Regions from separate parts of the Homo sapiens genome. Here region 1 is linked to region 2. Evidence: chromatin loops called from intact Hi-C (ENCODE). Cell type or tissue: PC-3. All regions are shown on one strand. Links, peaks and the distances in the headings refer to the core of each region. The heading gives the core; the rest is flanking DNA.

What was found. A loop is a pair of places that touch in the nucleus more often than their neighbours do. Peaks named below come from ENCODE experiments on the same cell type or tissue, not always from the same donor. Only the 100,000 strongest peaks of a DNase experiment are listed, where the experiment ranks them.
Region 1: it touches region 2 in a loop (8-fold over the local background); 44 of 110 quality-filtered maps call a loop at or near these places.

The regions. Positions count from the first base shown.
Region 1 is chr12:42,585,129-42,592,824 of GRCh38, forward strand. It overlaps PRICKLE1 (prickle planar cell polarity protein 1), which reads right to left and starts at 4,618. Exons shown (of 8, transcript NM_153026.3): 1 at 4,337-4,618. RefSeq lists a silencer at 4,622-4,871 and an enhancer at 5,341-5,898. In PC-3, for the core only: CTCF peaks have their summits at 3,944, 4,144 and 5,667 (motif pointing right); no DNase peak of the experiment used is centred there; H3K4me3 peaks cover 4,437 bases; H3K27ac peaks cover 854 bases.
Region 2 is chr12:43,278,214-43,285,909 of GRCh38, forward strand. No RefSeq gene overlaps it. Among named protein-coding and RNA genes, the nearest start is that of LINC02461, 130 kb to the left of the region's middle. In PC-3, for the core only: a CTCF peak has its summit at 4,112 (motif pointing left); no DNase peak of the experiment used is centred there.

The sequences.
Region 1 (7,696 bases), core at 1,581-6,580, 690 kb before region 2:
GTTGAATTGGTCAGTTGACTTTTAGGCTCACTTAGGACCAAACTTAGGGGAGAAGAAAGTTAAGTAAAGGCAAATGATAGCTGCTTGCTAGTTTGCAGCTTACATTTTAAAATGTTTACATTGGCTTCTGCCTGGCTGACATTTTTACTTTTATTTTATATGTAAAATCTCTCTTTATAGGAGAATGAAGCTGGAAAGGTCTAATCGGTTCAGGCTGGGCAATCATTCTTGTTCCTGGAGAGGTCCCTTCAAAAATAACCAAAATGCATTTAGAGTTTAGTCTAAACAAGTGCATAAAACTGAGACACAGGAAGAATTATTACATTCTGAGAGGTTTGATCACCCTCCCCACCCCCCACAACTGGAAATAGTCAATGCCAGTGGACCAGTGGCTCAGGAATGGTTCTTGGAAAAATTGTGTCATTCTGGCATACAGAAAAGTGATCTGATTATTCTATCATATCTCTGTGCCAGAAGTGTCATGACATCAGCGTGCTCCAACCTGTAAAGCCTGTCTGGTTCGCCATCCCTGCTTCAGGAGAGAGGGGAAGTGGGGGGAAATAGCAGCTTACTCAGATTCCCCATACAATTTTAGGCCAGGCTTTTTTCACTGCTCCAAAATGTTCATTCATCAACACGTAGGTAATTAACCTCCACTTCAGTTCAGCATGACCATAAACAAGGGGATGTGATTACCAGTTACTGGGGCAGATGAAGCGCTACATTTCTGTGTGTCCAGAGATGGGGAAGTCAGAGGCTTGGGGCTGCTCCAGATTCCTCAATGCCATCTTGGTCCTTGGAACGTGCTGTGGAGCGCTGGCTCCATAGGCTGCATGAGGTTTCGAGGAACTGCAACAATGCAGGACTTGGTGCCCAGATTACTGTACTTCCCTCTCTCAACTTGCTTGCTCACACCAACCTTCTAAAGATATTATTGTGCAATCCAATAATCCTTTCTTCTGTGACCAGAAGAAAAAGAAGTAATGGTCCCTTAAAACACCAATCGACCAACCAAGCAACCCAGAAACACAATCCTTTCACTTTCCTAACTCCTTCTCTTTATTGTGGAATAATCATACATAGATTTAGGCAATCTTAATATTCTCTCACTAATAAGGGTTAAACAGTTGGTATTATTTTACATAACATGGAGATGAGAGAGACAGCTATTTTTTCCAAGGGGGAAGAGTCTATCCTAGTCAAATGATACTTTTAACATTTCTATTCACAGATGAGAATCACTTTGATTTTTTAAAATTACCTTTTTTTTTTTTTTTCCCCAGAGATGGGGTCTAACAATGTTGGCTGGGCTGAACTTGAACTCCTGGGCTCAAGCGATCCTCCCCAGTAGCTGGGGCTATAGAGCCAAGCACCACTACATGTAGCTTTCCTGTCTTTCTTTAAAAGGAAAAATTTGCTCTTTATAAACTATTTTAACCAGGAAATTAACTGCAGTAAGTAGAATATAAGTAATGATAATCTTTACTGAAAATTGTTTCCCATGATATTAGAGAGCCCAAAATATAGGTATAGGCCATTAAGAGAGTTACTTAATTACTGGAAAATACTTTGTAAAGATTCTTGTTCCATTTCATGAGTATTATAGACAATCACTCATAATACTTAATTCTTTGTATTTTGCTTTCAAGTAATTATAAGAGATTTTAGAGAAATTATGATGCAACTTTTAAAACTTATAATTCAGCTTACTTTTTAAAAGCCTTAATCAAAGAAACTGCAAAATTTAACTTTTTTGGTCTTTTCAGAATTATCAAAAGAGAGAATATTAGGAACAACTAGACTTACCTACATCTGACTCTAAAGTTAAGAGTTCAGCTATTAACCCTATAGGAGATCTTTATTTCTCCCTAGCTAATATTAGATTTTATCTGGGGGACTCAAGCTGACTTATTACACCACCACACACCATGGACAAATAGTGCTTCCATGGACCTTGATTATAAAAACATAATAAGCTTTTTAAGCTTCACTGGTGTTACTGGCAGAACTGATTGAATCTGTCACTTTAGTAAAATATATCATTTTTCTTTTTAAAACCTATGAACCAACAGGCTCACTCGGTGATAACTCGCCAATTAGTACCAAATTAAAGATGGAAAAATTAATTTACTAAGCCCATTCAGTTGCATCAATATGTCTATCTCTATAAACTATCCAGTTTTTCCTTCCTTTTTCCCTCCCTCTCTCCATCCCTCCCTCTTTTCCTTCCTTCCTTCCTTTTGAGGCTTATTTATAAGAATGAATCATACTACATTAGCCATGACTTATTAAACTTGGAGATTTTCAAGTTCATCAGCAAGTGTGCAAACCCTTAACTGTGGGTAACATCCATTTATTTGTAGCACCTTTCGGTTTTAATATGTAGAGCACATGCATTGTTAACCTCTAAATCCTTTGTATAAACATTTCTGGAAGAGCTGGTAAAATATCTCCTTCTGTGTTTCCTGACTCGCCAGTTGATGGCATTTAGAAACCCTCTGGTACCAGCAGGTGCTGTATTTTGCTTTCTTCAGGCTCCAGCTGGGCTACAATGACAGATTCCTGTCCCAGGCCAAGCCTAGCCACCAAGGCTAGGACCACATTGGAGGCAAACTGAACCAGGCTCCACCAGACAGCAAGATGAATGGCTGCTGTTTAAGTTTAAAATCCCCTGGTGGGAGTAAATATTGTTCCAGAGAAAAGCCTTGACAAATACTGCGTCATCCTTACAGAACTGTCTTGATTAAAGCAGAATCTTTGGATTAAGTTGATGCTCAATTCAAAATGTATCTATCTTGCTGTCATGGGATTTTTTTTTGTTTTTTTTTTCCTTTCTAGAGTCTGAAAACAGACATAATGTTGGGGACGGTCAAACAAGGCTGCCGGCTCCCAAGGGGCTAGAGTCCACTCCTGATAATAGAAGGCGGCTGAACACTGACACTTCACTGAGGATAATGGAGACAGCAAAGGCTTAGTGGGAAAGGGCCAGTTGTCACCTAAGTGACAGGCAACAGCTGAGCTCACACATCTGGAGCCGGACTACGGCAAACATTAGCAACCCTCACCAGTCTACACCTTGGGCCTGTCTGAAAAGACAGATGGAAGTTCCCTCTACTCCTAAAGTACATTAAAAAATGTCTGATGGTGAACCACATCAATTATATAACATCAACTGCAGGCACAGCCTTCCAAAGTACTGATTAAGACGAGGCAGTAGACAACACTGTATGCATGAACAGATACAAGATACCATTTCAGTGATTTGTCATTCATAAAACTTATCCTAAAAGACACATATACATGCATCCATTTGATAGCACAAATGCATGTTAACTCTGCAGGAGAGGCAGATTTTTACATGTTTTTTTGGTTGTAGTTGTTGGTGCTTTTTTTTTTTCCTTTAGGCTGGTTCCCGTGGTGTGTTTGCCTTGTTCATGGTCTCAGTTCTGCCGCTGATACCCTTTTAAAAATCAGCAACCAAACGCGTTCGGCTTGTGATCCTGAACCCTCCTTAGGCAAGCTGGAACTAAGCGTGATGCAGCCGTCCTCCCTCTCTCCCAACCCCCAACCTCGTTCTTCAGCCTCCTGAAGACAATCTGTGAACAATTTTCCCAAAGTCCCAAGAATAACACAGCACTGCCAATAGTCACTGGCGATGCCGTTTGTTTTTCTTAGAGGGTAATGAAAATTTAACAGCTTTCTGCTGCATCCTGAGTCCCGCTCCTAATAACTATTAACATGCCTAGTTTCTTCAACTTTTTCTACCTCAAGAGAGGAAGACGCTCCCATTTTTTCCCTATATCTGTGCTACATTCAGCAAACACCATCGCGGGGCAGGGGGTTGGGGAGAGTGGTGGGAGTTGATTCGCCTCTGCCAAAAAGCCACCAGCCCCTTTCCCCAGCGCTAGAGGAGAGAATCGGTACCCTCCCTCCGGACGCCAGTAGGTGACAGGCGATCCTAAGCGGCGGGAACACGCCAACGCACCCTCGCCTCCCGGCGCCCCGCATCGCCTCGACCCTCGGGCTACAGAACCTGTTTCCACGCCGGAGAAAACCAAGGGAAGAGTTGGTTGTGATGCAGCAAACAGGAGCCATGCGGAGAGCCTCTGCGGAGCCCTGGCGATGCTGCAGCCAATATCTGCTTTCCCTGTCTACACAGCCCAACAAACCGATTATGACCTTCTCCCTGATCTTCTGCGACACCGACCCAGTCTGGGTGTCACAGACTCCGGCGGTGCCAGCGAAGGTGCCCGGCCCTACCCCTGCGGCGCTCGCCCCCCACCACCGCGCCGCAGCCCCCTCTGCGGAATCCGCCGGGATCCAGGCTGCCACTCACCTCGCGCGAGGGAGACGCAACTCGGCTGCACTGTCCTCGGCGCCGCTGCGGGGCTGCTGGGCTGCGGGGCTGCGGGGCTGAGGAGCTGCGGTCCGCGGCGTCAGGGGTGGGCGAGGGTGAGCAGCGCACGAACCATCCAGAGCCCAGAAAGTCTCCGTGCCGACCGCGGCGCGTCTCGGGGAAGTCAGCGCAGGCTGCGCGAGGCTGGCATGTTCCGGGCGCGCTGTCGGGCGGCGGCGGCCGCGGGAGACGGCGCTGGCAGCTGGGCTGCAGGCGGAGTGCGCTCGGGCTCCGGAGCCGCGCGCTGCGGCGCCGCCGCGCACCCCGCCCTCGGCCGCGGGGCCCGGCGCGAGCGAAAACGCGGAGCGCGGACGCCGCCGCGGGATCGAGGCCGCTGGGCGCGCGCCCACGCGTACCCCGGCTCGGCCCTGAAAGCGAGGTCGGGCCCGGCTCGGGCCGCGCCCGGGGGCAGGGCTGCGAGCAGGCCTGGGACCGGCTCCACGCGCAGCCAGTGGGGCAGAGCAGCAGGCGGATTATGCGCAGGGAGAAAAAAGTTCACCAACCGCGGTCCAGAGTCGCAAGTGCGGCTCGCTCGGAGCCTCTGCCCCGCCCCCGATTATAAGCCTTTTTTTTTTTTTTTTTTTAACCAACAATCCCGATGGACTGAAACACAGGAAGAGTGAAGGGACGGGGTGGGGGGTGGGGGAGAGACAAACCCAATTTCCTCTGATCAAACGATTTGGGTAGGGGTGCCTATTTGAGTTCCTTCTCCTTCGGGGGGTGTGTGAAGGGGGCAGTTAATTAAACACTTAGATTCCTTCCGGCGCGCCTTGCCGAGCTGGGGACCCGTTTGGACTCGATCCTGTCTCGTGTAATCCCACAGGCTGGTCTGAGTCTCTGCCCCGGAACCGGAGGAGTGATCTTTCAGAGCAAGAAGCCAAAGTTCAGCCTCTAGTCCGTTCCCTTCCCCGCCTCGACGGCCCTGGTCGTCTCCATGAAAACTCAGTGTGGGGGATCGTGCCCGCGAAAACCTCAGCCCACCGCAATGTCCAGAGCCTGACCCAAGTGAACGTGGCGCACTTAAAAGCGGGTTCAAAGCATTGATCCGAACACGGTGACAATTTTTCACTGGCCAAACTACTCTCCACATTTTCAGTCTGCTCAATTCCCAGAGCTGGGCTCTCAGGCGCACTCACCCACGTTGAACTGGGGCTCAGCCTGTTTGAAAGTTCTGCCCTGACATTTGTGTCACACTAAACCTTAGAACCCCCCACCCTCTCCAGTTCCGGATCGGTGGAGTCTCACCGTGTGGGTACTATTTCCCTGGACTGCAGAGGGCAGACACAGGCGGCAGCTGTTAACCCGAACTTGACAGGTGCCTCTGCAAAGCCAGGGCTTCCTTGACCTCTCCATCCTCTCCACAACGCTCTAGGATACTGTATCATCTTCCAGGAAGATGAGGATGTGTGTGGGGGGAGTGTGGAGGGAGGTGTTGACTGATGCAATTTTTATCCTTTTAAGAAAAATCAAAACTGCCAGTCTCAGAATTTCTCAGAACATCAAGTCTTTTCGATTTTCGTTGGGAATAAAGCAAAGGAATACTCAGCAAAAATGGAGCCGATGAAAAGAGAATGCAAGGAAATAAAGGCAAATGGAGGAGGAAACTGTCTAAATCCAGGAAAATGTATGGCTTCAGCACTGTGCTCTATAATTCTGACTCAGATCTCCCCACGCTGTAGATACTTTCTCCTGTCTAGATGCCCAGGCAGAGTTCCTGAGCTCAGATCACTCAGGAAACAAGGCTGTTGCTTTTGAAATAATTCCACTTGCTAGCGTTGTTTTTTTTTTTTTTTTTTTTTTTTTTTTTTTTTGAGACGGAGTTTCGCTCTTGTCACACAGGCTGGAGTGCAGTGGCGCGATCTCCGCTCACTGCAACCTCCGCCCCGCCCCCGTGTTGAAGCGATTCTCCTTCCTCAACCTCCCGAGTAGCTGGGATTACAGGCACCTGCCACCGCGCCCAGGTAATTTTTGTATTTTTAGTAGAGACAGTTTCCCCATGTTGGCCAGGCTGGTCTCGAACTCCTGACCTCAGGTGACGAGAATCTGGGAAAGAACAAACCAGGTTTTCTTGCCCCTCAGCATTTTATTGGAATTGGCCTTTGAAGTTGTGTCTGTTTATCTTGCTGGGGTTACAAATGCTTCTATTAAGCTATCAACTTTTAGGTTCTATCTAACCTCCAGAACTGCCAAAGAAAATTTCACTACCTCCATAGGTGAAATAAATCTTATTGCTGTACAGTGACTTCACAAAGGTTTTGTTTGTTGAGCATCTATTATGTGGAGCAGACACCCTGAGCACTGTGGATGATACATGGTCATTCCCTCTGGAGGATTACTGCCTCTTTGGACTGTGTGCTGGGCAGCATCTTTTGGATCCATTGCAAAGGTGAATACTTGGCCTTCAACCAGGACTCATAAAATTACTCCGGCCAGTGCATGTGATGGTCTGAGGTCACAACAGTCTGATTTCAAATTTCAGCCCCACCGCTTACCAAATGTAGCCTGGGGTAATGTAGTTAACCTCTCTCAGGCTTAGTTTCTCATTGGTAAGTGAGGGTAATAATATTCAGCTCAGGGAACTGTTGGGAAGATTGAATGCTGCAGAAATCACTGGAACGTTTGTATTTCATTTTATAAGGCATCTTCTCACAAGCACCCTTCTCTATAGCAGCCTCCATGCAAAATCCCACAAGTAGAAAAGAACTGTTTTTTATTTAATCTGAAAAAGCATTCTTCATTGTGAACTCTTGAATTGCTCCTGGGTCTCTTTTTCTTTTTTCTGAGTCTGTTTTATTAATGGTGTTATTTTCTTTGTCTTTACAAAGCAACATGATGTCATACCTTTTGTAAGAAATCAATTCACTTAGAGAATGTCTACTTTTCTTTTTTGAGACACCCTTGATCTGTCACCCAGTCTGGAGTGCAGTGGTGATCACAGCTCACTTCAGCCTCAAACTCCTGGGCTCAAGTGATCCTCCCGCCACAGCCTCCCGAGTAGCTGAGACTACAGGCATGCACTACCGTACGTGGCTAAGTAACTTCTTTTTATTTTATTTATTTATTTGAGATGGAGTCTTGCTCTTCGCCCAGGCTGGCGTGAAATGGCACGATCTTGGCTCACTGCAAACTCTGACCCCAGGGTTCATGCAATTCTCCTGCCTCAGCTGCCCGAGTAGCTGGGACTACAGGTGCATGCCATCACACCCAGCTAATTTTTGTATTTTTAGTACAGACGGGGTTTCGCCATGTTGGCCAGGCTGGTCTTGAACTCCTGACCTCAAGTGATCCACCTGCCTTGGC
Region 2 (7,696 bases), core at 1,149-6,148:
TCCAATGACAAAAAAAGCCAATAAATCAAAATCAATTACTAAACATCTGCTGTGTACCAAGAAAATGTGAAATGTATAGGGAGGCTCCAAAAGTAAAGAGGACATGGTCACTACTCTTGAGAAGCTCAGAACTTGTGGGGAAAACATGGACCCAAAGTAACCAGCACTCCAAGATAAAGAACACGTGGCAAGTTGCCAAATGAGCAGTATAAGAATACTTTAGGGCTACATATGTTTAAAAGAATGAGCGATAGTTGTTAGACAGAGGTGATCAGAAACACTTATTGTTGTTTTAGAGGAAGTGAAACCTGAACTGTCCCTTGAAGAATGGAAAGTTTTAGCAGAAAGTTTATTTTTGCCTACAAAGATAAAATTCCACGTAACAGGCTTGAGTTACTTCAATACTGCAAATATAGACCGATAAAAATCGAATTTAATGCAGTAGAAACCCATCTCATTACCTGCAGTTCCATATCATTATTTTGAAATATTTGTTACAATGAAAAAAAAGATTTATGAAGAATATAGTATCTGTCAAATACTTTTTGAGATGGTTATGGTTCTTGTCCCTAAAGGTTTTAATCTACTTAGAAATTTCAAATAAATAAGTTATTAATTTGAGGGCTGGGCACGGTGGTTCACGCCTGTAATCCCAGCACTTTGGGAGGCCGAGGCGGGTGGATCACAAGGTCAGGGGTTCGAGACCAGCCTGACCAACATGGTGAAACCCCGTCTCTAATAAAAATACAAAAATTAGCTAGGCGTGGTGGCGGGCACCTGTAATCCCAGCTACTCAGGAGGCTGAAGCAGGAGAATTTCTTGAACCCGGGAGGCGAGGTTGCAATGAGCCGAGATCACACCACTGCACTCCAGCCTGGGCGACAGAGTGAGACTCCGTCTCAAAAAAAAAAAGTTATTAATTTGAGTAATATCTAAGACAAGATACCTAACCCAAATTAAGGAAAGTCAGAGTAGGATTCTTGGGAAAAGGAGCATCTAAACTAAAGCTTTATTAGAAGTCAAGTAGAAGTAACAAAGTTTCTGAAATGAGAAATACCTGTATATGGTAAATCAAAAGAAGGTCAAAGTGGTGATATGAAGGTACTTGTGAGAGTAGAAGGGGCAATAGAGAGTTTAAACAGTGTTTATTAAATAGTGTCGAGAAAAAAGGCCATGATGATGCCATAGAGCAGCTGCTCTCTAGTAGCATGGGTCCCTGTGGGTCTTTGAGACACTTTCACAGAGTCTGTGAGTCAAATAATTTTGGCATAATGCTAGTACATTATTTGTGTGTAAAAGCTCATTCTCTCGTAAGTGTACAGTGGCATTTTTCACTGTACATTTGGAAGAACCATGTAAAAGAGTGAACCAATATATTCCAAATAACAAATCATGATGTTACAAAAATCATGCATAGATAAAAATCCACTAAAGGTGCAAGATAGGCCAATGTACAGAACTAGACAGACTATAAAGCAGTAGTCCCCAAACTTTTTGGCACCAGGGACCAGTTTCATGGAAAACAATTTCTCCATGGACCAGGGGGTAGGCGGAGATGGCTTTAGGATGAAACTGTTCCACCTCAGATCATCAGGCATTAGATTCTCATGATAAGCATGAAACCTAGATCCTTCACAGGTACAGTTCAGAACAGGGTTTGTGCTCCAGTGAGAATCTAATGCTGCACTTATCTGACAAGAGGCAGAGCTCAGGCAGTAATGCAAGCAATGGAGGTAGTGGCTGTAAATACAGATGAAGCTTTCAGTGGCTCACGCCTGTAATCCCAACACTTTGGGAAGCTGAAGCAGGCAGATCACCTTAGGTCAGGAGTTCGAGACCAGCTGGGCAACAAGGCGAAACCCCGTCTCTACTAAAAATACAAAAATTAGCCTGGCATGGTGGCAGGTGCCTGTAATCCCAGCTACTTGGGAGGCTGAGGCAGGAGAATTGCTTGAACCTGGGAGGCGGAGGTTGCAGTGAGCAGAGACCGTGCCGTTGCACTCCAGCCTAGGCACAAAAAATGAAACTCTGTCTGAAATAAAGAAATATAATAAATACAGATGAAGCTTTACCCGCTCACCTGCTGCTCAACTCCTGCTGTGCAGCCCGGTTCCTAACAGACCACGGACCAGCCACAGAGGTTGGGGACCCCTGCTATAAAGCATTCATGAATATGATTTTAGATTTCATATTGCAACTAATCTTTAAGAAACTATCACTTTTTGAATTTTGATGTAACGTAAAAGATGAATATTCACAACTACTAAAATGGCTATTCAAATACTCTTCCCTTTTGCAACTATATATGTGTATGAGACCAGATTTTTTCATATACTTCAACTGAAGCAACAAATCACAACAGATTTGCCAATCTAGCTAACTTCCGTGAAGCCAGACCTTTAAAAGATGTTCAAAACTGTCAAACAATTCTACTTTTATAACTAACTTTTGGAAGACGGTAGTTCCTTTTCATAAGAAAATGGTTATTAGTGTTATTTTTAAATGAATTAATTTATATATTTCAGTTTTAACTTTTAATATGATAATTGTAACTAGATATAACTCACTTAAACTCTTTCGGGTCCATAATTTTTAAGGGTATAAAGGGGTTCTGAGACCAAAAATTTGAGAATATCTGCCACAGACAGTGCCCTGGAGATTCTACTTTAAATCTGCTTGAGATCTCTTTTTTTCTTGACTCTGTGTGATTGGTGAACATTTGGAAGTGGAAGTAACTCAACGTTTATTGAGAGAGCTTACTAAGTGTTCACTCGTTCATTCCCTTTTTCCAACTGCCTATTTTTATAAGCCTGAATGAATAAATGAATCTTGCTTTCACTTCACTACCCAACAATAGGACGAGCTCCTTTTTGTTCTGAATCCTCATTTCCCATTGATAATGTGTCAGAGTAATAGCTGTTATTATGACAATTTAAGAGAATTGTGTAAGGATCAATAAACAACAAGATCAAATTCACAAATGTATCTACCTCTGCAGAGCATTCTGTCTTGATAAAAACTGAAATTGACTGGGGAGACAGTTCTGCTCTGCAACTGACTACCCAGTGGGCTTTGAGTTTTCCCATTATAAGACACAAAGCTTTAAGAGCATAAAAACATTAAAACATTAGAAAAAGCAAAAGTTAAAACTTGTTCTCCAGCTCTGAATACTTGTGAAGAAGATTATAATGAACAATCCCTTATCTTTCAGAAAAAAAAAGAAAAAAGTCTGATTTCTTTCTTTGCTTTGAAGCTTCTGATTATTTCTGGCTGTTTGCCTCACATTTTGATCTTTGGATAAAGATGCTGTCCCCAGGGCTCCTTTCCTTCTGAGGTCAACTAAGAAAATCTTTCTGAAGGCTTTTACTGGGATTTTATATTTAACACCTGGCTGCTGAAAAATTTCAGGAAATTCAGTTGCAAAGCTCTAGGATCCTCCGCAGGAAAATGTTTTAGATATGCAATGGAGTGGTGCTGGGGGCAAAAAATGGCAGCAGTGGCAAGGACTCAGGGCAGGCCCTGTCCCTTGGCTCCCTCCTGGCCTGTAGCAACACAGTGTTTGCAAGCTCAACCTCCCCTACACACAGACAGTTCAGTGGGCTGGTTCATGGGAGGTCACTAGGAGGTACTTTGGGACAGGAACAGACTTTTCGTTGGAACTGAGTTGAGACCATTCCCTTCTTTTCCGTTATAAATTTTGTCAATTTTGATTATATATTATAGGTCAGAGGACATCATTCTTTTCAAGTCAAAATTTAGCTTCTGTGAAATTTTGATTGTAAAAGAGTTTTTCTCCTTTTCTTTTCAAATAGTATTATTTTTAAATGGTTGTTTATTTTAGATTGAATTAAATCAAGCCTAGCAGAAAATGATTTTTATGTCTGCTCTTATTTTAATGTGGTTGCTCAAATACCTTTAAAGCAATTTATATAGTAATCTTCCAAAAGTTTCTTTTCCTGTTTGTTTTTACTTATAAAAAATAGTATGTGTGTGTCAATGTTTTATATTAATTTTACATTTTTTGCAATCCTTTGAAAAAATCATTTTCCTCCAATCAATCCTTTACAGCTGAAAAATGTATGCACAATTAGATATGAAATACATGACTGCCCTCTCTTGTCCACCTCAAAGTAAAACAGTTTTAGTAATCAAATATTTTCTTTCTGTAGTGGTAGGATATTAAATTAGCCATATTTAATAATATAAGCTAAATTATTTGTCTTCTCTTTTTGATAATATGATGTGTAAATACATGATATATTTCATTAAGAAGACAAGAACTTATTGGAAGAAAATAATTTTAAAGTGAGTACAATTTCCTTCATAGTCTTTGTAATACAACACTGTTACAAGCTTCAATTGTGGGGAGGGGCAGATCTCAGGGGGTACATTGAGTTCAAGTAAGCCTGGCTTTTAAAATAAGTTTCATTTTCCTTTTGAAAAGGTAACTGAAATGATTGCACTGGAAGGAAGTTCTATGTTCCCAGAGTTAAATCTGTCCACAGTAATATTCTGATTTTCATTGTTCTTGCACAAATTGAGAAAAAGCAACACAAACATGCCTGTTTGTTGGAGCCAGTAATTTCTCATATTGCTGCTCTATAATGGAGATGCACAAAAGAGCATACTATGGTATTATTAATTAATTTTCCATTTCTATAACACTAGCTATCTTCCTCCAGAGGTTATTGAATCAGACAAAATGTACATAAGTCTTTGTGCTTGATATGAAAGGCCAACTATGGGTGGAAATTTCAGGATAAAAAGATCTTAGATCAGAAGAAACTAAATGAACAGGGCTAACATTCATCCCATATTCATGAGGATAATGACGAATGCCCTGCCATGATTTTAGGAATCATATGCCACTTCAATTGCATTTCTTTGAGAGTTCCAAGTAAGAAAGCATTAGGCCCTGTGAAGATGCTTCCTAGAATCTCCAGTGAGGCAGTTTCCACCATAAATCCTTCACATCCTATGAAAAATGTTTCCTTAAAGCATGAAGGAAAGTTATATTTATTAGAAGGATTTTACAAAAGAGCAGCTACAGGTTTAAATCTAAGAATACACATGCCCCCTGTGCTCCCATCCCCCACCCCACCAGTGTTTCATATTCTTGTCAAATGTGCTGGTTGCCAAATGAGAAATCTTAGTGTTACTACCACTGCACATGTGGTGATGACTTGCACCAAGTCATAGAAGTACTACTAAGGATCCAGTCTGTCCACACAGGACAGAGAGAGTCCCTCAGTGGTTGGCTGTGGCTGTTTGCAGTCTAGAGCCACATGTTCAAAGATGGCCTAATGTTCTGAGATATGCTGTTAGTAATGTTATTTGAATGCTTTCAATATTATATTTCAATATTATATTTCACAGGTTAAGTGTTAACTAGATTATCTGTTACTAGAGGTGCCACTCATCTGCTATTGTGCTTTTATCAGGAAAATTCATAGAGTAGCTAGCATCCTCTTCACAACCACCCTGTCAGGTAGAAAATATTACCATCTTCATTTTACACAGAGTGGTTAAGTAATTTCACCAGTATTACATGGCTAAATGCACTAGTTGAGGTTATAATTTGAACTCAGGCTGTCCAGCTCCAGACACTGCCGGACAATGTTTTACTCCAGTCTTTTTTTTATCACAAAAACTTCTAGCTATTCTTCAAGGCACTATCATTATCCACCTTTTCTAAGAAGCTTTCTTCATTCTTTTAGCTAATCATTCCCTGTCTCCTTTCTTAACTCTCATAACACTATTCTTAACCTTTTTCTAACCCCAACGTTCTGATGGTGGTTTTACTATTTATCCATTTATATTTTCTTCTCTACAACTAAACTGAAGGTTATCAGGCAGTATCTAGATGTAATTCATTTTCATAGAAGAAGGCATTTACAGATTTGCTGGTAAGGCATGAAATAGCATTTTAAATAAAGTTATTAGGCTTATAGTCTTTCTTCAATGCATTTGTTCATTCTACCAATATTTATTAAGTTTTAATGATATGGCAGGCTTGCTTTTAGGTGCTGGGGTTACAGTGGTAGATACCTAAGTCAAACTGCAGGCATGGTTTTATGATATAACTAATGATCAAATGTGATGAGATTTCTAGTCAAGAGTCTTTTATTAATGCACGACCTTATTGTTAGTGATTGGTTTTAGGTAGAAAAGTAACTTGTGGATCTACTTTACATCATTATTGACAGAGTAACTTAGAGAATATCCACTGTATGTAAGGAGCTTTCTGAAGAGCATCATAATATATAAAACTTAGAAGCATTATGACAGAAAAAGGAAACAAACCATTTTTACTATAGCAATGACGAGATGGAATATAGAATTGTCTCATATTTGAATATGGACGACAACTTGGAATGAGTTTCAGCTGATATTGCAAAATCTTTGGCAGAAAGCATGTGGAGTTCTTAATGAGTAAAAATGAACCAAGATCCAGTTCTGTTTCATTCATCCAGTAGATCAAATATCCTCCCCCATGGGTTCAACTTGATTGGGAAAAGTGCAACTTCTTTAACATTCTTGCTTTCTGGGCTAAGATTTCCCAAAGAATTCTCTGTAAGGTGCTGTCCAGACCTGACCCTGTTTATCAGATAAAACTAAACCAAATAACTTCAGGTTGTTTTGACTACTGATGGATGAGATTTAGAAAATGACAGTCTGGAATCAGTCCATGAGGAACTGCATTCACATTGAGTTGACTGTGATTGTGTGTGGTATATCACTTTGATTTCTTCTATTTGGCCCATCTCTATGGATAATTTCTAGCAAATTCAAATTTACAAAGCAAATAAAATAATCTGACAGCTTGTAAGGGTGGGAAAGGATGTTGGCTCATTTCCCTAAAGACTTATCTCATAGAAAGGCCATATTTTATATGAAAAAGAAATATAATTCAATGTTTCTCTGCCAGAAAAGGCAGCCAAAATTTTTATATTGTTCTGGGAAGAAAACGACCTTTTGCAATTTCCATTTACTCTTCCTTACCAAACCTAGGACTTTATTCTTTTGGAGATGGAAACAGTATTGCAACATTTTCGTGAAGTGAATCTTCAAATAAAGTACAAAGAAGTTTCATTCCGCAAACCCCCAACCTCCTTCTTGTTTCTCAGTTCAGGCTCATTGTTGTCTTTAGCTCCTCTGCTCTCGGTTTTGGCTTCCTGATCACCTACATCATTTGTTTCTCTGTCTTTTCTGACCCTTCACCACAACACTGTGGTATTCACTATCATAACATGTGGGCCAAAATGAGTTCATACTGACTACTAGAGTATGTAATTCCACAGGAATTTTATGATCATTGAGCAATAATTCTTGTATATCTATTTTACAAAATTATCTAGGAAGCAAATTATAATAGAGTATTTCCTCAAGGCTCTTAATAACATGATCTATTTTTGGGAATTCTCTCTCCATGCTGGCACTTGAAATTTATTACCTCAATAGTTTTGACAGGCAAAAGGATGAAAGAGGTAGAACTGTTTAAAGTTATTTTTAGCCTAAATCTAGGTTTATTACTAACAATAGGTTCCCATTGTGCCACCCTAGAGCATCCAAAGTAATCAGAGTAGAATAGAGAGGCAATTAAATTGAAAGCCAACAATCTGCTGAATACGTATTTTAGTATCATTTCACCCTACCCTAACCTTCTTTATATGTTCAGACATCGGTAAGTGTAGTT